2 separate regions of the Homo sapiens genome follow, and region 2 is linked to region 1. A link is an interaction called in ENCODE POLR2A ChIA-PET data of the cell type or tissue named here. Cell type or tissue: GM12878. All regions are shown on one strand. Each heading gives the region's core, and the rest is flanking DNA. Links, peaks and the distances in the headings are about the cores only. Region 1 overlaps MYO1D (myosin ID). Region 2 overlaps MYO1D (myosin ID).

Region 1 (2,921 bases), core at 164-2,663:
CAATTTATTTCTGAGCACAGCCAGGCTGGAGATGGGCAGCAGACAGTTAACACTGAACAGAAGATGGAGCAGCAAGGAAACAAGGCTTTGCTCTCAGAAGAGAAGAGTGTTCTTTGAAGTTTGATTAAAAGTGTTTTACTTCACACCTTATGGAAGCACATTACATTGTGCTTTTTCACTGCAGGATGAACAGAAAATCAGTAATGCACTGCTATCATCACATGCTCACACCTGTGGTTTGAAAACAGCAAACAAACCACTCTCCATGCAAGGGCGCATTGTCAGATAACACAACCGCTGAGAATAAGAGCCCAGAAATGTTCTTTCTTTTCAAGAGAACCAGGCTTCCTCCACAGTTCTCCCTGGTTTTGCTATAGAATGAATTCCCAGGGAGATGAGAGGATATAGAGGTCATTAACACGCTCCGTCTCTTCTGCCCCTCTCATTTTCTATTTTAAAATGTGCTTCCGTTTTAAATATTTTACTTCCTCTGCTTTGAATAATACCAGTACCCTACATCTGACAGGGAGTATAGTCTTGGGACAAGACACTGAGGCGGGGAGTAGATGCTGGAGCCAGACTGTCTGAGCTCTGGTCCATTACTATAATAATTAGCTGTGGTCCTGAGAAAGCCACTGAACCCTTCCATGCCTCAGTTTCTCCAGCTATAAATGGCAGTAATAATAGGGCCCACCTTCTAGAGTTACTGTGAGGCTTATATGAGCTAACATATGCATGGTGCTTTCAATATAGCCTAGCACAGACTAAGGACTAGACAAATGTTAACTATTTTTATTATCTGCATGTGTTTAATAAGTATCTCAGAACGTGTGCTTGTGTGTGTGCAATATGAACCAAATTGTCTTTCAAGGGCTTCTAAATTACTGAATTGGATCTTGAATTTCCTGAACTTTACTTGTTGGGGCATGTTCTTTAAAGAAAAGCTTGTATAAAAAAGGGTTTGTAATCCATATACAATAGGGATCTCAACTGTTTTCTGAAGCGCAATTTATTTTTCTCATATACTTTTCTTAAATTAAGTTTAGCTTAATGTTGCCTCCTTACATATTTTAAGTTTGGACTAAAGGTTTCTCCACACATAATGACCTGTAACCTAACTGGATGTGTGAGCAGACCATAATCTACTCTTGAAACTCGGAGCTGAGTCTCACTCAATCACTTGAGTTTCAGCTGAGTTTCAGCCAATCACAGGTGTTCAGCTGTTCAAGCCAAGGTCAAATAAGGCACATGCTCAGCTGTAGCCAATCCAGCTGCTTCTGTAGTTTACTTCTGTTTTGTATACTCACTTTCTTTTTCTGTCCATAAACATTATCTGACCATGTGGCAGCCCCAGAGTTGTTCTCAATCTATTCTGGTTCCGGAGGCTGCCTGATTTGTGAATCATTCTTTGCTCAATTAAACTCTGTTAAATTTAATTTGCCTAAATTGAACACTTCTGGCACTTTGTTACCATTATCTTTTTATCACATTTCATCATTTCCATCCTAATACGTTTTACTATCTTTAACTTCTCTTTTTATTGATATCTATCATTAATTTTTTGTAATTTAAATCAATTATATCCATTCCCAGCCACAGACCTTTAAATGAAGTATTTCTTGACTCTTCAGTGTCACTGTCTGTATTTGTCAATGCTATGGTATTGTAATGCAGTGACACAGTAGTTATCCTATAGAAACCCTCATCCAACTGCATAAAAAGTGTGCCAGGTGTGGTGGCTCACGCCTGTAATCCCAGCACTTTGGGAGGCCAAGGCGGGCAGATCACGAGGTCAGGAGTTCAAGACCAGCCTGACCAACATGGTGAAACCCCCATCTCTACTAAAAATACAAAATTAGCCAGGTGTGGTGGCATGTGCCTGTAATCCCAGCTACTCAGGAGGATGAGGCAGGAGAACTGCTTGAACCTGGGAGGCGGAGGTTGCAGTGAGCCGAGATTGCACCACTGCACTGCAGCCTGGGCGACAGAATGAGACTCCATCTCAAAAAAAAAGGAAAAAGTGTTTGTGACAAGCTGTATATGCCTGATGTTAAAATACTAAACTATTCTGAAGAATAAGCTAGTCTCTTCTTTTTTGCATAAATATGGTAATTGATTCATATGACTATGGCAGGTTATCAGAGACACAGTTTCTGGAGTTTAAGTAATACTGAGATGAAGCCAAAAGAGACAGTAGTAGTCCACAAAAGTTACTGCAAGAAAGAAATGTATGTTATGGAGATATTTAAGTAAAAAAAAAGTAATACCCAGAGACAACATATATATATATATATATATATATATATATATATATATATATATATATAACTTTTATACCTAAAGTTAAAAATTCTGACTCAAGATTAGCCGGTGAATCTTTTTTTTTTGAGATGGAGTCTTGCTCTGTCACCCAGCCTGGAGGGCAGTTGCAAAATCTCAACTCTCTGCAACCTCCGCCTCTCGGGTTCAAGTGATTCTCCTGCCTCAGCCTACTGAGTAGCTGGGATTACAGGCGTGTGCCGTCATTCCTAGTTAATTTTTGTATTTTTAGTAGAGACGGGGTTTCATCGTGTTGTTCAGGCTGGTTTCAAATTCCCGATCTCGTGATCTGCCCGCCTTGGCCTCCCAAAGTGCGAGGATTACAGGCATGAGCCACTATGCGTGGCTTTTTTTTTTTTTTTTGAGAGTCTTGCTCTTGCTGCCCAGGCTGGAGTGCAATGGTGTGATCTCGATTCACTGCTACCTCTGCCTCCTGGGTTCAAGTGATTCTCCTGCCTCAACCTCCTGAGTAGCTAGGATTACAGGCACCTGCCACCACGCCCGGCTAATTTTTGTATTTTTAGTAGAGACAGGGTTTCACCATGTTGGCCAGGCTAGTCTCGAACTCCTGACCTCAGGTGATCCACCCGCCTCAACCTCCC
Region 2 (2,921 bases), core at 234-2,733, 65 kb after region 1:
ACAATTCTGTGTAAAGAAAGTTTGTTCTGGACCTCAGCCAATAACAAAGAAACAAACTCATTTATTTAATGGCTACAGTCCAGGACCAGTATAGGCCACCTCCCAGTGGTATGTGTGTGGTAGTGGTGGGGATGGGGGGTCGTTGCTAAGTGAGACAATATATGCAGAGGTCCACTATAAGGAATGAAAATCATCAAATATAAGGTGATTTCTTTATCTTATACTACTCTTGTTTAAGGAAAATCTTTTGATGAGACTGTCCTCAAACATTAAACCATGGTCAATGACTTAAAGAAAATTTAATTTTTGATACAGATACGCGATCATGAGGCTTTCTAGAAAACACACACTCTCTCCAACTCTGTCTCAGTCCATTTAGGTGGCTATGACAAAATACCATAAACTGGTGGCTTATAAACAACAGAGATTTACTCCTCACGGTTCTGGAAGCTAGAAGTCCGAGATGAGGGTGCTGGTGGCCCTCGTCCAGGTTGCAGACTGCCAACTTCTCGTAGTGTCCTCACATGGCAAAAGGGCGAGGGTCTCTCTGGGGCCTCTTGTATAAGTCGATAATCCCATTATGAGGGTAGAAACCTCCCAAAGGTCCCATCTCCGAGTTCCATCACTTTGGGGGTTAGGATTTTGACATATGAATTTTGGGGGAACACCTTCAGACCTTAGCACTCTGTGTCTCTCTGTCTCTCTCTCACACACATATACGTAAGTGATAAAAAACTCTAATGGCAGAACTGAATTTGGGAGCAAGTCCAACTTTTAACAGATGTTTCCAAGGAGCCAAAACAACAAAAGTGAAAAAATTTGGGGAACAGAATAGATAAGTGGTTCTCATCTCTGGCTGCATAGTGCAGTCACCTAGGAAGCTTTATTTTATTTTTTCTTTAAGTTTTTTTTTTTTTTTTGTAGAGACAGGGTCTTGCTATGTTGGCCAGGCTGGTATTGAACTCCTGGGCTCAAGCGGTCCTCTCACTTTGGCTTCCCAAAGTGCTGGGATTATAGGTGTTAACCATTGCGCCCGGCCGGCCTGGGGAGCTTTAATGCTTGCTGATGCCTAGCTCTACCAGCAGAGATTTGATTTCATGCATCTGGAGTATGACCTGGGTATCAGTAATTTTAAGAACTCTCCAGGCCATTCTAATGTGCAGCTAAAGTTGAGAACCCCTGAGTTAAGACTACTAACATACTAACATTTTTTATTTGGCTTTAAAAGTGAAAACTAAATAAAATAAAAATCAGATCTTCTAAATAGCAGGTTAACAGTAAAACCACTATATTTTTTCTGGCCTTCTTGAGACTGTAGTAGTACCTTTTCTTCTTTGAGGAGGCAGGATTGCAATTGAGAGAAACAAACTGTACAAATAAAAGTATAACGTGGCAGCTCTCTTTAAAGGTGCTGTTTTTTCCCCCCTAAAAGAAATGAAGATATTTTCTTTTTCTTGTTTTCCTTTTTTGTATCTTTTTTTTTTTTTTCTTCTTTGAGACAGAGTCTTGCTCTTGTTGCCCAGGCTGGTATGCAATGGCGCGATCTTGGCTCACTGCAACCTCCGCCTCCCGGGTTCAAGCGATTCTCTTGCCTCAGCCTCCCGAGTAGCTGGGATTACAGGCACCTGCCACTATGTCCAGCTAATTTTTGTATTTTTAGTAGAGATGGGGTTTCACCATGTTGGCCAGGCTGGTCTTGAACTCCTGGACTCAAGTGATCTGCCTGCCTTGACCTCCCAAAATGTTGGGATTACAGGCGTGAGCCACTGTGCCCAGCCCTTTTTTGTATCCTAATGGACCATACCTTCGGAGCTCCTGATATGCAGACCAGGGCCAATACAAACACTCTCATCTTGATTATTCAGTTTCCTGCGGGCATACAAGTCACTAATCCTCAAAAGGTTAAGACAAACTATTTTAGAAAGCTATTATTAATGTAAGAAAGACTTAAATAGATAAATAAAGAAAATGAGAGAGAGAGAGAGAGCAACTTTGGCAATTAAGTTAGGTAGAAAGATACCTAATTTTGTGGCTACCTCTGGCTCTGAGATTAGAAGAACCTGCACTGAAACATTGCGCTAGTGGTCAACTTCTCTGAGAATTTATTTCATCTATAAAATGAGACTTCCTGCCTGGGATTCTTACAGTGATTGAGATATAGTCTGGTTAAATCATTTAAGAAACACCTGGCATGACACATGCGATGAATGTTAGTTCTGTTATTTCTTTCCTCTTAAAACAGGATTTTTTTTTTTTAAATAGGGTCTCGCTCTATTGCCCAGGCTGGAGTGCAATGGTGCGATCTTAGCTTACTGCAACCTCTGCCTCCTGGGCTCAAGCAATTGTCCTTCCTCAGCCTCCTGAGCAGCTGGGACTACTGGTTAATTTTTGTATTTTTTGTAGAGATGGGGTTTCACTATGTTGCCCAGGCTGGTCTCAAACTCCTGAGTGCAGGTGATCTGCCTGCTTCAGCTTCCCAAAGTGTTGGGATTACAGGTGTGAGCCACTGCTCTGGGCCCCAAACAGGATTTTAGTTTCATGTGTTATCTGTCAAAGGGAGGGGCAGGTAGCAGGTGGCTGTTGGAACTGGCCTAGGTCAAACACACTTGGGATTAGGGGCTAGGTCACACACACAAATGATGAAGCCCAGCTCCATTCTTGGTGAGCTTTGTGACCTGGGCAGATTGCTTCACCTTTCTGAGCACCAGTTTTCTCTTCAGAGCAAGGTATTACTGTGCTGTGCACCTACGGGGCTGCCACAGTGAGCAACCTAGGCACTGTGCCGATGGACTGGTGGCTTCCCTGTCTCTCCCACGGGTCCACAAGGCTTGTAGGCAGAGGCTACGTGATGTATGCTCGCACCACCAGTGCCTGCCAAATGCACAGCACATGGGAGGTGCTCCAAAATGTTTACTGAATAA

The links. ChIA-PET counts read pairs that join two places held together with the same protein. Peaks named below come from ENCODE experiments on the same cell type or tissue, not always from the same donor. Only the 100,000 strongest peaks of a DNase experiment are listed, where the experiment ranks them.
Region 2: POLR2A ChIA-PET joins it to region 1 with 5 read pairs; 3 of 35 experiments call an interaction of 5 or more read pairs at or near these places.

The regions. Positions count from the first base shown.
Region 1 is chr17:32,558,251-32,561,171 of GRCh38, forward strand. All of the region lies in intron 21 of MYO1D (myosin ID), which reads right to left. Among named protein-coding and RNA genes, the nearest start is that of CDK5R1, 73 kb to the left of the region's middle. In GM12878, for the core only: no CTCF peak of the experiment used is centred there; DNase peaks (open chromatin) are centred at 311 and 1,271; H3K27ac peaks cover 1,921 bases.
Region 2 is chr17:32,623,313-32,626,233 of GRCh38, forward strand. All of the region lies in intron 20 of MYO1D (myosin ID), which reads right to left. Among named protein-coding and RNA genes, the nearest start is that of CDK5R1, 140 kb to the left of the region's middle. In GM12878, for the core only: no CTCF peak of the experiment used is centred there; no DNase peak of the experiment used is centred there.